Regions from separate parts of the Mus musculus genome. Here region 2 is linked to region 1. The links are chromatin loops, found by intact Hi-C in ENCODE. Cell type or tissue: heart. All regions are shown on one strand.

Region 1 (8,000 bases):
TAACTGATTTCCTGATGTCAGAGACAAGCTCATCTTGCTCTAAAAGTAAGATGGAGTTTGGAGCTCACGAAGAAGGCTTGCGGATTTTATGGGTCTGAGCTGATGAAATTTCCTGGCTTACCTGAGGCAGAAGAGACAACCTGATGGGTCAGCTTTTGGAGGCTCGGCAGACATTGCATACCCAAGCACTGCCTTCAGCTCCCCATGGGCAGATCCAACCAGTAGGGCCACATGTCTTGACCAGTTCCTATCTTTTCCCATAATGAAGGCTATTGGCCTCTGGCTTGGACCAACCCACCATGACAGTTTGCTCCATGCCTGCCCTGAGCCTTCCGTGAAGACAGCTCTGACCAGCAGTTAAATTGCTGAGTTGTAAGGATCTGAAGCCTGCTCAGAAGTTAAACACTCCAGGCATAGAACACAATGGGTTTTCAGAGCACTGGTCCAAGAGAATGCAAATGTATTGAAAGCGGTTTTTCTCCAGGTTTTACATAATTACCATTTATGTCTCCAGGAACTGTTTCCCCAGCCCAGTTTAGGGTGAAAGCGTTTTTTTAAAGACTTTCCCTGCAGATGACATATGAGGCACTAACCTTTTTTCATGTGCCCAGATGTTAAGTTCATTTTCATCACATTTATGCAAATTTCATTTGAACAGTAAATCAAAAGAAATCTTAAATCATCGTACACTATTTAAAAATCAACACTAAAGCCGGTTTACTCGCAGCTATCTCTAACATAAAGTCACAGCTAATGAGCTGAGCACCATAGTTCCTTTTCCCATACAATGGCTATAACAAGACCTGAGGTCCTCCACATCCTCCACATGGGAGCATTGCTACCCGTTCACTCTCAAGAGTCCAGTTTCCTCAGATTAACGATGCTCTGTACATCAAAGCCTTCCAAAAGTTTTCCAAACTTTGGGAAATCGGGGGACCCTCAGTCCAGGAGTCTGACAACCACATTAAGTGTCTATGTTAGGCCCTCCAATGCAAAACCTGGGCTCAGTGGCCATGCTTTCAGAAGCTGACTCTTTGTTGGTCAGGTTGGGGTGGGGGATGCTAATTCCTAGGGCGCCGTGTCCTGATTGTCGGGGAGCTGGGCAGAGTGCTATCATTACCAACAACTCAGCCAGGCGGGTAATGGTGAGATCAAGAGACATTTGCACCGCTATCAGGATGACATCATAGCTAAAGCAGCCTTCAGCCAAAGCCCTAGGCTCTCTTAGAGTAGAGGCCAAAGGGCTATGGGGGGAGGTGCCCCCCCCCCGCAACTCCCAGAGCTGGAAGCTGAGTCTCAGGCCCCTGCCATGCAGGGTGGTGGGCCTTGCCCACAGCCAAGTTCCCAGGCAGGCCCAGAAATGGGAAAGACAGCTGGAGTCTTCTCCAACGCAATCTACTTTCCCCCTCCATCCTGCTCACTGCAAATAATACTACTAATAATAACATAGTATGCATTTTTTTCAACAATTTGAAATTGTGAAGCCATTTCCCTGACCAGGGTGGAGCCGGCATGCCATGCCCGCAGCTACATCTCTGCTGTAGAATTGATAGCATTTCCAACCGAATTGTCAATCTGTTGGTGGTGACCCTCTCTTAGGCAAAACAGCTCTCACTCCATTTTTTTCAAGCAATAGAAACAGAGGACGCTGAAGGGGAAGGCAGACTGGAAAGGAAGCCTTCCTACTCTTGTTTTGGTTGCTTTTCTTCCTTTTAAAGCCCAGCAAAACACAGGGGCGCACACGCGAGCGCACGCACACCCTGAGACACAAACCTTAGAATAATGGGGGAGGCATTTGGCGACAAACTGCATCAGCGGCGCGGCGCGACAGGCAACCAACCCCGCTCACTCGCAGCTCAGCTCTCCAAGCCGCGGCAGCGACGGTGGCGGTGGCGGCGGCGACAGAGACCCGTCACCCTCCCAAAGAACCCCTATGCTCAACTCTCAACTGTGTCCCCAAGATCTCCTCTTCAGGCTCGCCTCAACTATGCGCGTGGCCCAGTCACCTCACCTCGCCGGAAAAGTGGAGAGACAGGGTTGGGAGTTGTGTTTAAAAAAAAAAAAAAAAACAGCAAAAAAACAAAACAAAACAAAAAGTTCCTCGAACATCCAGCCCAGCAGATGCAATTCTCCCGCCCGCTGCACACTCTCCCCGAGCCGGCCGGGCACTCGCCCCCAGCACTGCGCCCTCACCTCGGGGCGCGCGGAGGGCACCGCAGGGCACTTACTTGGCACTTGCTTTTGAGTGTGCAGGTCGTCGCGGTTTTCACTTGGGTTTTCAAATAAGTTTCAGGGAGGAAGGAGGCAAAAAAAAAAATCCAATTATGCAAATGGACTCCGGCCGGGGGAGGCGCGCGTTGAATCTGACGCTGCTACTGTATGAGTTCTTGGAGCAGCCCCGGCCCGGCAGATTTATGGGGGCGCGTCACGGCTACGCCAGGTCCCGCCGCCGGAGCATCTCGAAGTTAATTAAAGCGGTAATGTCCACTTTCCTGGCGACCCTCCGTGCGTGGGTTTACTATTTCACCCTCCAACACGACCCAGGAGGGGACACTGATGTGCCCCCCACGCCCCTCTTCTTTCTCTCTTCTTCCCCCTCTTCTGCCTCTCTCTTTCTCTCCCTCCTTTTTCCTCTCTTTAAGTCGCCTGCTTTGCACTCAGTGAACAATGAACAAAGATGTGAGTGATGGGGAAAGATCGCCCCCCTCCCAGCCCAAGCAGTGAGCGAAGCTGGTCTCAAAGTCAAAATCCAGTTGTTAAAAACTGAGAAAGAAAACCAGGGTCTCCACGCTAAGCTCCCTTTCTACACACACGTACACACGCACGCACACATATGAGCAAGCACACCCCACCCCAAGTTCACCTAAGCCCTGCCTGGAGACCTAGGGACCGTGGGGGAAAAGCCAAGGCCCCGGCGCGCGGGGATGCCCAACTCGCGGTGGACACGAGGGGACAGCAGGGACAGGGGAGCTGTGCTCGCTCCGGCCAAGATCATTTCCCGCGCCCCTCCCAGTCTACTGCCCCCACCACTACCCACCGGCCCCCTCCCAACGTCTACACCGAGAGGCCTGGCCCCACGGCCCCGCTCCGGCTGCAGCCGGCCGGATGCGCTCAGCAAACGCGGCCCCTGTCGGATTTCTGCTAAACTGCAGAGCGGCGGCGGCGACTGCCCAGAGAAGCGCAGGAGGAACCCAAGGCCAGCTCGGCGCGCACTCACCCTGCTAGCCCGCTAGTCCTAAAGCCGGTGCCCCGGGCCGCCCACCCGCGCGCACCTCAGAGGATGCACACGCACAGCGCGCTCGAGCCCCGCAGGCAGGGACCGCACGTAGCCGCCGTTATTTTCCGCTCAAGTGAAAACTAAGGCGGCTGACGAATCACGTCTCCTGCGAGGCACCCGTTAGACAAAACAATATCCTGCAAACAAAACCCGGCCACCGCTGCCACCCGCGCGCCAGGCCGGGACCCCGCCCTGCTCCTCCCAGGCCCCAGCCCCTGGCTTCTGCCCGCACCGACCCCAGCCTTCCAGGCTTGCATCCTTCCAGGAAAGAACTCGGGGACTTGAGTGTGCGCTCACCAAGAGGCGGACAAACAGGAAGGACTCACAAACCGGGAGTGAAAAATGGGGGCCACTTAACTTTCCACCTGTCCCTAGAGAAACCTTGCGGGGAATTTTCTCCGAAGAGTTGGTCTCTCTCTCTCTCTCTCTCTCTCTCTCTCTCTCTCTCTCTCTCTCTCTCTCTCCTTTTCTCTCTCTAACTTCCACAGCGCTAATTTCCACCTTCCCTCACTTCTCATACCTTCATGTATGTGGAGATAATCTATATTGTAATTGTTTGCAAAATTGCAACAGATGGGAGCATCGAGATCTGGACACTTCTACTTCTCAAAGAAAACCCTCTTTTTATTTTTATTTTTATATTATTATATTTTTGCCTAAAATACATCTCAAGTCCCGCCTACGACTGTTTTCCTTAATTCATCTTCAAATTTAAAATAAAAATGCCTTGAAGCAAACAGAAAGGCTTATTAGCGACGTTCATTCTCGCTCCAGCCTTGGGTTGGGCTGAGGATGAGCCCCCGCCCCCCCGCCCGCAGGAAAAAAAAATCTTGCTCTTCCCAGGACCACCCCCCAGTGGCCCCCTCTCCTCGATGTTACCCCACCCCCGCCCCCCTCCACACACACACTCGGCCGCACTCCTTCACTCTGATTGGCCTCACGTTTCCAGCTCGGGACTAGCCGGCTCATTTCCCTCCATAACCTGTTACTTATTTATTTATTTCTGTGTCTCAGGCCCCCGCGGGCCCCCGGGACCTGGGCCGGACTGGGGCAGGTGCTGAGGGCGACGCACGTGTATTCTGGCGCCTCTAAGGTCTCGAGGTCCTGGGATCGCCCCCCAGGCACCTCGGCCGGGCCTTGCGGGGCTCTTAGGACGCAGGAAGCCGATGCAAACACAAAATGGCAGGTCTTGGCCGCCCTCTACACCCGTAAGTTAGGCACCCCGTAAGCATCAGCTAACTTTGATTTTTTAAAAAAATAATTGCCAATTACCCCCTGATTCCGAGGTGGAGTGCAGATCGCACCACGTACGATGGCGCGACGGGGGTGGAGGGGGGAGGCGAAGGTAGCCGGGGACCGCCTCACCCCCCCCCCCCCGCCAGCCCCGGCACTGGAGCAAACGGGTAAAGTCGCTGGAGAAGTTTCCGCCGCGCAGCCTCCCCTCTCTCTCGGCTCCCCCGGCCCCCGACCCTGCGGAAAGTTTCCCCGGCCGCGAGCTGAGGCCGGGAGCGCAGGCAGGAGGCGCGGGCCGGGCTGGGTGGACGCCGGATCCCACTGGCGCGCTGAGCGCTCGACCCTGGGGACTCCCTTTCAAAGTAACGGTCCCGGGACTGGGGCTGCGGTGGGAAGGCGGCGGCCAGGGCGCGGGTCCCGCTCTCCGCCGAAGTTCTCCAGCGCCATTCGATGCCGGGTGGCCGCCTCTACTCGGTTTTTCTCCTCCTGTTTTTTTTTTTCTTCCACATACCCCCCCCCTTTTCCTCTTAACCCCCGCTGACAGCTTCTCTCGCCAACGTCACAACCACGGATATTTAATTAGACCATATTTTTTAATCGCGATGGGGTGAGAAGCAACCGGGTTACAGGCCTCGCCTGGTGGGGGGGAGGGGGAGGCGAAGGGGGGAGAGAACCACGCCAAGTGTCCAAACTCACTTTGCCACCTCCCAGAGATCAGGGCCGCCACCACCACCACCTGGCACCCGCGCGCCCCTCCACTCCGCCGCCCCCACCCCCAACCCCAGCCTCCCCACCACCTTTGTTTGCCTTACCTTAAAACATTAAACGCGGGCGTCGGGAGCAAACTCGGGCACGTAAACCGAGCGTTGTAAAAGATTGTGTTCAATGAATAATGAAACATGTCCACATGATTGACTTGATCATTTTCCGGGGCTGAGGGGGGACGGGCGCCCAGCTCGCGCGCCTCAGTCGCCCACTCGCCAGAGCCCGGCCAAGTGCTCTCAGCCCAGCCCGAGCAGGGCAGGCTCGCTTTTCATCAAGCTCATTTCAGAATCGCCCCGTTCATTGATACTCATCATCCAACCCCAGCAGACATCCCATCCCCTGCTCGGCCTCCCCCTATCTGGTAGGTGAAATGCATTGTACCATTAAAAACGCTCTCCATTGTCGCCCTGGCGTAATTCACAGCAACTAGATAGGTCTTTCAGCATTTAGCTTTGATGAGCCGGAGACTGAACCCTTGATATAATAATCTACAAAGAATGGTGTGTGGTCGTCCATTTTTTCTCTCTGTCTAGCAACTAAGAAACCATTTAACACAGCGCAGCTTGCTTCTGACCTTGAGCTCATGTAAACACACTTATTAAAATCTATCTATTCTCCAAGAGCTACATTCTGATTGTCAGACTCGTTACGGAGACATACATCAGCCCCTTCGCTTGTCACTACTTTGCATTCCTGCCTTTAACTAAAGAATTTTTTATCCAGCCGAGAGGCAGAGAGCGATTGCCACGGAGAGAGAGGAGAGAGAGAGACGCGGAAAGGGGGAGAGGAAAACGCGTAATTCTTACCTGCTCCTCAAACTATTTAAAGTCTGTTTCTTTTCTGGGGTGAAAAAAAAAACTCCCGGGTGAATCTCGGTGGACAGCGGGACGTGGAGAATCAGTCACAGCCCGGGCGTTTAAGGGAGTCATCAGCGATCAAATGACGTTGATCCGCGCTGTAACCTTGTGGCGTATTTAATGTAAATAAGGCCGTTATGTTGCCAATCGCCGCGATACAAACACCGAGAGGTCCTCAGCCTCGCCTCCCGCGCCTGCCATTAGAGGCGACTTTATTTACAGACACTATTTAGGAGATCATGATAATTCTAAAACAATACTAGTGCCAAATGATTATGAAAATATGATTTTAATTAATCACGTAGTAGGCAAGGAAATTAGCATACGGTAATTAAACTTCGAGAAAAACGTCATGCAGGTTCTCTGCCTTATGGGTCCAGAATAATCATCGCGGTGGGCTCCGAGACTTAATTACGAAACAAAATAACTTTTTTAAAGGCAACTTTGCAAGGCTGGTCCTCCAGGCGAACGTTTGGGTAAATAATACAAGCCAAGGTATCAAAGTGGGCATTTCAGTGATGGAGAGGGGAAAGATGGGGGGGAAGCCGAATAATGCAATTAAGAATTCTCTGTCCTAGAGTTGACAAAAGCGGGTGCCTCAAAAGCCTCTTTGTTATGGGATTATATAATGATCCTGGTGTCATTATGGAGAGAGAGAGAGAGAGAGAGAGAGAGAGAGAGAGAGAGAGAGAGAGAATTCAATAATAATAAAAGAAGTATGCAGAGACACCAACAAGCAGCTTGCTTTTAAAGAAAGGCTGTCATGTGGCATTGGGTGTACTGAGAGGAGGACAAGGTCCTACAGAGTTGACAAATAAAGGAGATGAGTGAGGAGAGAGAGAGAGAGAGAGAGAGAGAGAGAGAGAGAGAGAGAGAGAGAGAGAGAGAGAGAGAGAATGAGAATGAGGCCTGTGCTGTGCACCGTTAAGAAGGGATGAAGAGAGATCGATTATACAAAATACCCAGCCACTGAGGCACTTAAGCACTGATTCAGGTAACGCAGGTTCCAACTTGTCCGAACTAAGTTCTCCTTCAAGATGACTAGAGGATTTTAAACTCCCGGGCACCACCACAATACATCAAACGCAAAGATACAGAAAAGCTCTCGCCAGCTGCCCACCACCCCTTCAGTTTCAGCGGAAGGATCCACTCAGATGCAAGCAGCAGTTCTAGAGCGAGGGCAAGGTTCAGAAACTTGGAGGAGCTACCAGCATCCGGCCTGGTGGGGTAGCTGCACCAGCTCTAAGAAGCTACTGGCAGTGGGCACTGGCCTGGTCACTGCTGCGGATCCTAAACCGGCTCTAGAGAAAGCCAGTATCATTCTCTTTCTCTCCCTCCCTCACTCTCTCCCTCCCTCTCCCGCTCTTGCATCTTTACACCCCTCCTTTCTGGCTAGGAAAACCTGGAACTGATGGCAAGCTAGTTCTTTGAGACTCTTAAAGGCCTAAAGAGTGTCAAGAGTGCATGAATTAGACCATGTTAGAGTGCATGAATGTATGTATGTATCTTCTGCCACCACCACCACCCCCCCAAAAAAGTTTAGGAATGAATTATTCTCCAATCTGATGTGCTTAAAATTCTATCTGGAGAAATACAAGGTTTGGGGTGGGGTTTTTTCCCCCTTTATTCTGTAGAAATTATCAAGGATAGCACTATCTCTGTGGGAGTGGAGTTGGAGTTCTTTATTTCAGTTCTTCCTGGATCGACTGATTATATTCTGTGGTCTTTTGAACCTGAGACTGTAAGTCAAGTGATTCTTCATAAGTGGCAGTTTGGACAAAGCAGCAAGCAGGTCGAAAGGAAGTGGCCCATATGCACTCTGAGAAAAGGCCCTTTCTCGGGGATAGAAATGAGGGCAACAGTCTCCT
Region 2 (8,000 bases), 150 kb before region 1:
GAAAGTTGCTGCTCTCCCTGGCTGCCCTCTTCAGACAAAAGAAATTAAGTGAGGAAATATTTGCTGGGTTTGTGGGAATTTATCCAGCCGTGCTTGGATACATAGAAGATATTTGGTTGGGGCAGAGGGGGCTGAAGAGATGAAGAGAACTGTCTGTATGTGTCAGGTCGGTTTGTTTGCCCCCACAGGCCCTTCCCACTGCCCTTCCTTGCTTTGTCTTCTACCTATTAAAGGAAGGCTATGAACAAAGTGGAGAGTTTCTATTTTGCCAAGTTTTCCCTGTGACCTGGAATCCTGTCCCTTGAGCCCACCCGGCCTGAAGAATGCCTTCACAGGTTTTTTTTCCTTGGACCCTGGTGCTCCCAGTCTAATTCCAAACGCCTGATCCGCACTTCTGGAGGATCCCCTCGCTCTGGAGGTCTGTCTACACATCTCTATGTAAATTACAGCTAAAGCATCACTTCCTTGGGGAGAGGTCACTCAAGGTCACACCAAGTGAACCAATGCCATCGTCCCGGTCAGAGTGTGTCGCCCATGAGAATTATCCTTACGTCTACATAGCTCTCCCTGCACAGACTTTAAACCAGGACCAACAGGACTCTGCCTGTCACCAAGGCCTCAGCACAATGCCTGACACATAGGTGATTAAAAAAAAAAAGAACATTGATTTTGTCCAGAGACGAACTTGCTTTAGGAAAATGATTTTGCAGAGCCATCATTTGGAGACAACTGAGCAGACACAGGGCTGGACCCTAGTAAGAAGCAGCCAGGTGTGTGTCTTCTAGAAAATGGTGAACATCTAGAAACTTCTGTGCCCTCATAAAATAACCCTTTCAAGGTAAGAGAGGACATCAATGCTGAAACTCTAAGAGTGCAAGGCACCTATCGGTCTGAGGGAGCTCACATCTAAGGCCACAGCATAATTTTCTCATAGAGTGTCAAACAAATTCTTCCCCAGCCTTTGCTTCCATCGGTTGAGGTATAGAGTGATAAATGAATTCACACTTTCTATTCTTCAAAGGCCCACCCCCTTTTAATCCTTTTAAAACTCGGACTGTGGTGGCTTCATGGCCGCCATGTTCCTGGTGGTTGATGGCCCCAATGTTCCCAACATTGTGAGGTGACTTGGTGGGGTGGCCCATTTCCAGGAATGACACCATGCCACAGCAACGCTTAGCTCCACGTGTGAATTGCTATGCAGGCGACAAGTACTGCCTCAGGCTGGCTAATTAGGGGCACGGTCGACTAATTGGGCCCCACAAAGACAGACAAAAGGCTGACTGCTGGCAGAAAAGAAATTTCTATTTTTAGAAAAAGGCTTTCCCCTGAAGAATGCCCTCATACCTAGGGCTGTATGGGAGATTGCTTCTTCTTTTGAGGGTCATCCTGATGGAGAGGATCTGTGTAGGGGAAATGAGGAATAACTAAGTCTTTGAGAATGTTGTCCTGTGCTCTCAATGTCTCATTGACCAGCTCTATGCCATGGGCCATTCCTTAGTAGGGTAGAGATGATTCATCCACAGAACAGCAGCATCTTCCTAGAGGATTCTGGAGGGTAAGATGAGGCAAGGCTCAGAGCATGGTACCTGGCTTGAAGCAAACTATTCAGTTCCAACCATTGTTCCTCACCCCAGGTACCTCTCTCTTCTTCATTCACCCCACCAGCCTCCATCTCTTCTACCTGATGAGTTAGCTTAACAACCATCCCCTCCCTGTCCCCAAACCTGGCCTGCCTTCTCTAGTCCTAAGTCATGAACCTCTGCCTCCCTTTCTCACACACAGACCTCCCAGCTGTGGTGTGACCCCTCTCCAACTTCCTTCCTCATCCCCTAGTAAGACTCGGCAGATAGTGCTCTGCATACTGAGGGTGTGCCCTAGAGGGCTCAAGGAAGAGACCAGGTGTGGGTCCTGGGCTGCAGTCAGTGCAGAGGCAAGCCCTGTTTCACTGGAAAATGCCACACAGCAAAAGATCTGCACATTGAACCCTTTCAGCTCTCTCCTGAGTCTCAAATGTGGAGAGCCCCATCCACACAAAGGAGGAAAAGACATTGTCTCCATATTCTTCCTCAGTATTGTCACGTGAGTTCTGTTCAGAAGAATCCATGAACTCCATGCTTGGGATATGTAGATGGTTTCCTCTCTCTAGCTATATTCACAGGATGTCAGGTAACTGCTTACATCTTAACCCTAGCTGCTTCTATAACCTGAGCTAGAGCCATACCTCTTTCCCACTCTTCAAACCTTGACTCTGATCTTAGCTATCAATTTACCTATATGTGGAATCACCTAAAATTCAAGATGCTGGGCACACCTACATACCTAGGGATAATCTTAATCAGATCATTTGAGGTGGGAAGATTCATCCTAAACCTGGACCACTCCTAGTTGAAGCCTGCTTGCCCTCATTCTCATTGGTAGTTTATCTTGTTATGGAGACGCTCTATTTATTGCTGGTATTAGAACCTACTTCTTTGGGATTCCAATTAAGACCAAAGATCAGCAGCTCTCCAGGAGCTGAGATCACCCACCCATTCCTGTGGACTGAACAACTATTGGATTCTGGCCCTTTCCATGCGACTAGCCACTGTCAGAGTATATGAATCTCAGCCAGAAGCCAGCCTAATAAATTTGTGTGTGTGTGTGTGTGTGTGTGTGTGTGTGTGTGTGTGTGTGTGTGTGTGTGTGTTAGGATTTCAACTGATGTGATGAGATACCATAACCAGAAGCAACTTATTTTGCTTATACTTTCACATCACACTTCATCATCGAAGGAAGTCAAGACCAACAGGAGTTGATGTGGAGGCCATGGAGGGATGTTGCTTACTGGCTTTCTCCCTCTAGCTTACTCAGCCTGCTTTCTTATAGAACCCTGAACCACCAATGTAGGAGTGGCCACATTCACAATGGACTGGCCTTCCCCCATTAATCACTAATTAAGAAAATGCCCTACAGGCTTGCTTGCAGCCTGATATTGTGGAGGCATTTTGTCAGCTGAAGTTTCCTCCTCCCAGATGACTCTAGCTTGTGTCAAGTTGACATAAAATTAGCCATATATACATATTCCATGTATATGTATATGTGTATGTGTATGTGTGTGTGTGTGTGTGTGTGTGAGTGTGTGAGTGTGTATGTGTATCTGTATGTGTATGTGTATGTGTATGTGTATGTGTATGTGTATGTGTATGTGTATGTGTATGTGTATGTGTATGTGTATGTGTATGTATATGTATAGTATATATATGTACATATGTAGATCGGTTATAGATTAGATATAGATATTCTCATTCTATCAGTTCTGTTCCTTTAGAGAACCCTAACTGATATAACGCTCAAGGCTCTGAGAAACCCAGACTGCCAAAGTCACTGAGACAGGTGGGACAAGGACCAAAATCTGTATCCCTAGCAGCAACAACAGAATGTGGTTGGCTCACAATAGGCCCTCAGGAGGCTGGGGGAACTTGAAATCACCAACTTCCTGGTGGAACATCTGTCCCCCATGAGAGACCCAAGATGGTATGGACAACCAGTAACAGACATTACATGGCTTCTTTTCATAGGGTCTTGTCACCACTCCCAAACTCCTCACCTCCCTCTCTGATGGTCCCTGAGTGTGGACCTATTCAGGCTGGTGTAAAGAATGAGTCAGAGAGATGAAGACTCAAGCAGAGACCTCAGGAGGGATAAGTAGATCTATGGGGAACTTCAAAAGCTTACTGAGATCTTGCTAGCAGTTGGGACACAACCAAGCCACCCCAATAAGCCACACAACCATGTCATTAGACACAGAATATGTCAAAGTCCCAAAGCTAAGATGAGGCTGGGTTCTATATGCTTTTAGCAGTATCAGTGCTGGCCTCTGAGCCTCTCAAGTCATGAGCTGAAAGACATCTCATGGTCCACAAAGGGGCTGAAGTTAGACTTGGGGCCTACAAAGGATACAGTCAGAAAGGGGGTAGCACTTGAACACCAAAACAATCCATATATGGGTCCTGGCCTGTAAATAGAGCTCAAGTAGAAAACATGCAGGACCCTGTCACATCTGAAGCTACTGAGACTGAAGGCTGATTTCAAGGACCCTATGCCTGGTAGGAAAGCCTGCTGCCCCTCCCTGCCTGGGCTCTTCTACCTCAGTGATGTGTTCTTCTTCATGTCTGTGCCCAGTATTGGGACACATCTCTTGGTCACAGTATTCCAGAGATCCTCTATCCCTTTCCTGGGTCCCTACCTCAAGATTGGCATGTCCATGCCATGCCTCTATGTGTGGCCATGCCCTCAGTATCCCCTCTGTGACTGGATTATGAGTCCCTCGGGCACCTGAGTAGTAGATGCCTCAAGATATGCTGGCCATTCACAGAGGGATCACCGTGTATAATGAGCTGGGTGGTAAGTGACATAATAGCAAGGTCCTGGCCTCATGAGGCACATGCACCATGAGGGAGGTAGCAGAAGTCAGATGAGTGGATGAAATCCGCAGGGGGTGCCACGAGGAAATTCAGCTGGACAACCCTAGAGTGACTGCCGAGGGGCGTTTGGTGGGTCTAGTGGTCCCTGGGGGCCTTCTGAGGAAGGAGCACCTGACTTGCCTGGAGTTAGCTGCCTCCACAGTTTATATTATAGCAGGTGTGCTTTCTAAGATTTCTGTCAGACATAGTCAAAAGTGGCCCGAAAATATTGAATGGGAAATTCCAGGAGCAGACAATTTGTAAGTTTTAAATCACCTCTTATTCGCTTCATGCTGCTGTGTCCTGTCCAGGCTAGCAGATTCACCCCCTGACAAGCTATCCAGCCATCTTCAGGCTCTGGTTGGGCCTAATTTTGGAATTAAACATCATAGTAAAGGCACTTAAATAGAAAGTTGCTTTTATTCAGCTTAGGGGTGTATCCACTGGGTAGGGGCTCTCCACAAATACTCCATAGGTCAGGAGGACTGTTGCTGTAAGTCTGCCTACCTCTTGACCCTGACCAATTTTGTTTTCTTAGCACTGGTCCTGCTCAACCACTGTCAAGAACAAAAAGCACTCTCAAAGGCCAACCTGAACACCATGAAGGTGCTAATGAGTATCTGAGGCAGAACCTGATGTTCTGGCCCTTCAGAGACTCTACCTCTACTGGCCAGTGATGGGTGAAGGGCACACGGTACTCAGATGGGAGATCCCCACTGCTTCTGAAATCGGGCCTTTTTGAAGTGTAGAATCAAACAGAAGCCACAAAGATGAGCCCTCAGACCTGAAGAGACACAGCAGAGATCTGCATGGTGGCCAAGAACCACTGCCATAGTAGACAAATAGGTAGGTTTGGGGGTGAGGGATATCAAGAGTGTTCAAGTTGTGAGTCACAGGCACATGGCACTTGGTTCTCACTTAGCAAACAATTGGCCTTCAATTGAGCACCATAGAGCATGGGGAAGGAAAAGGGTATGATGCCCACCTGGCATGTGCATGGACCCATACACATACTTCCATTCATGTGTCACTCACGACATACATACAGGTCTAGACCTCCCAGGCTACCTACAAGAACAAACCTCATAAAACATATATATAGGGGCGTCCTGTGCACACCATTAACCTCAACTGCACACACACACACACACACATACACACACACACACACACACCTACAACTCTCTAGGCCACCAAGTGCACAGGATGCCAGCACTCAGGAGCACACACCAGCAGGCACAGTGACAGATGCTCATTCTATTCTCCCTGGCATCCACACCGGTGTGCAAATTCAAGTCCACACACTGTCACACTACAAGCATGTGCACTCTGTCACAACGGCTGGCTTTGCTCTTGAACATCCCAGGCTATCTAAAGAGCAAGTTCCAGAAGAAGGTGACAGGAGGGCACCAAGGCCAAGCAGTGTGGAACAGGGAGGGACCCGCGGTGCAGCGGTGCTGTGCGCAGGTAGCTGGGAGCCCCGCGGTGATTACTATGCACCAGCAGCTGTCTCGGCGCGGTGACGGCGCCTCTAATTGATCTCATTATCTCCCCCTCCGTAAGGTGAAGTGCGGCCGCTCGGCGGGGCCCGGGCGCGGGCTGGGGCCGGCTGGCAGGCGGCGGGGCGGGCGGCGGATGAGGGCAGCGTGAGATCGCGAGGCCGCCTTGCCACCGAGCGCCACCGGGAGCCACCGGGCGTCGTGCCAGTGAACGTACGCGTGAGTGAGTGTGTGTGTGTGTGTGTGCGTCTGTGTGTGTGTGCGCGCGCGCGTGCGTCTGTATGTCTGTTCGTGTCTGTGTGTGTGTGTGTGTGTGTGTGTGTGTGTGTGTGTGTGTGTCCGCGCGTGCGCGCGTGTTTGTGTGAGTGAGTGTGACCCGTGAGCTGGCCTTCACACACATCCCGGACCCAAGCGGCGTTTTTCTGGTCACTCCCAGAGTCTTTGGTAATTGCATGAATGCTGTTATGTCTGGTTTCCCCATCATCACCTTGCTCTCTCTCTCTCTGCAAGGGCCGCGCCTACAAGTTTCCCCTCACCCCCTCTCACCGCCGCCCACCCCCCACCCCCACCTCAACCCACGACACCCCGCTCCTGTTAGAACCAACAATGATCCTCAATTAACCCTGTGCCCAGGGCCGCCTGCGTGTGAATGCTACGCTCTTCAGGCTTATGGCCGCAGAACCCCGCTGGGCCCGGGGCCAGTCTTCCTCCCCCGCAGGACCTGCAGGGGGCTCAGGGTAGCGGGGCTGCTACCCTTGCCTGGCTCCACAACCCACCTCTCCCTGCTGCGGAGAGAGGCCAGAAACAGCCTGAGGAGTTGTAGGAGGGGGGCCAAAAGGAAAGGAAAAAAAAAAAAAAAAAAAAGGAAACACTCAGTTTGTTGTGTTTTCTTGGGGTTTGTTTTCTTGCCAAAAAAATTACCCCCTTTGTCTTTGCGCAAAAGAGGCAGTGCGGGCACCTTCTGCTGGGCGCCGACACGGTGCCAACGCGCCTTGCTTAAGGGCGGCTTCTGTTCCTTTTCTAGCCTCCCCAGATATATTTTTAACATACAAAACACTATATTTAATTGGTTATAGATCTCCGTTCTCTTAGCACTACTGGATATCACAGAAAAACACATTAGTACAGAACAATTAGTACAGTGGCAGTAAACAACTAAGGCACTATTAAGCTGTGGGTGATTAAATAGCATTACTTTTTATTTTTTTATGGTGCTAGACTCAAAGATGGAGGAAATATAAAATATATCTATTTTCATTACTATTCGTAAAAATATATAAAATGTAAATATAACAGGTGTTTTACATTTCTTAAGGTATTATTTATGCCGAGCATTTCAATCAGTAGGCAGATGCTTCCCCCCTTTTTTAATAATAATAAAAAAATTATTTCTTTATATACTTCCAGGCTTGTATTTTATATCCTCATGTACCCGGATATTTAAGCAGAAATATTACTTAATTGGAGTTGCATACTTGGGCGAGAAATTACTCCCATACCTATGCCATAATTAAAAATAATAATAATGAGGCTTCCATCTAATCTAACTATATAGTAGATGGTGTCTGTCTTTCCAAAGAGCAGAGGGGGGTCACTGTGTGTTACAGGAGTTGAAGGCCTTGCAGGGTGGGGGTGACAGCTGGGGCTGGGAGGGGTCCACCTTGCTCAGAGTGGGCAGCCCCAGCGCCCCACTGCTGCCCATGGCAGCTCAGCTCTGCCTCTGAGTGTGTGTAGATCATCCTAGGCGTTCTGGCGCATCCTTTCCTAGGCATCTGATTAAGTTAACAATATGCTGCTATTTGCATGCAGATTTGCGGGGCTTTCTCTCCAGCTGCTCCCTGGACTTGGTCGCTCTCTGCGTTGTGATAGGCACAGCAGTCCCTAAATGCAATCTTTGTCAGGCCCAGGTGTGCTCTCATTGAGGACGCCTTCCTTCCCAGCAATTTTTCTTTCTGTAGCGTTTATAAGGCTCTATTATAGTATAGCCACATCTGGAAGAAAATTCTCCTATTAATTATATACTTTTACGGCCAGGAAGACAAATTCTAAGAGATACCAA

What was found. A loop is a pair of places that touch in the nucleus more often than their neighbours do. Peaks named below come from ENCODE experiments on the same cell type or tissue, not always from the same donor. Only the 100,000 strongest peaks of a DNase experiment are listed, where the experiment ranks them.
Region 2: it touches region 1 in a loop (5-fold over the local background); 8 of 42 quality-filtered maps call a loop at or near these places.

Annotation. Positions count from the first base shown.
Region 1 is chr7:37,767,368-37,775,367 of GRCm38, forward strand. It overlaps Zfp536 (zinc finger protein 536), which reads right to left and starts at 2,385. Exons shown (of 6, transcript NM_172385.2): 1 at 2,229-2,385. In heart, a CTCF peak has its summit at 3,159; no DNase peak of the experiment used is centred here; H3K4me3 peaks cover 5,776 bases; H3K27ac peaks cover 2,957 bases; H3K27me3 peaks cover 5,191 bases.
Region 2 is chr7:37,618,257-37,626,256 of GRCm38, forward strand. The region is part of intron 3 of Zfp536 (zinc finger protein 536); the gene reads right to left. Among named protein-coding and RNA genes, the nearest start is that of 4930505M18Rik, 48 kb to the right of the region's middle. In heart, no CTCF peak of the experiment used is centred here; no DNase peak of the experiment used is centred here; H3K4me3 peaks cover 1,328 bases; H3K27ac peaks cover 736 bases; H3K27me3 peaks cover 4,677 bases.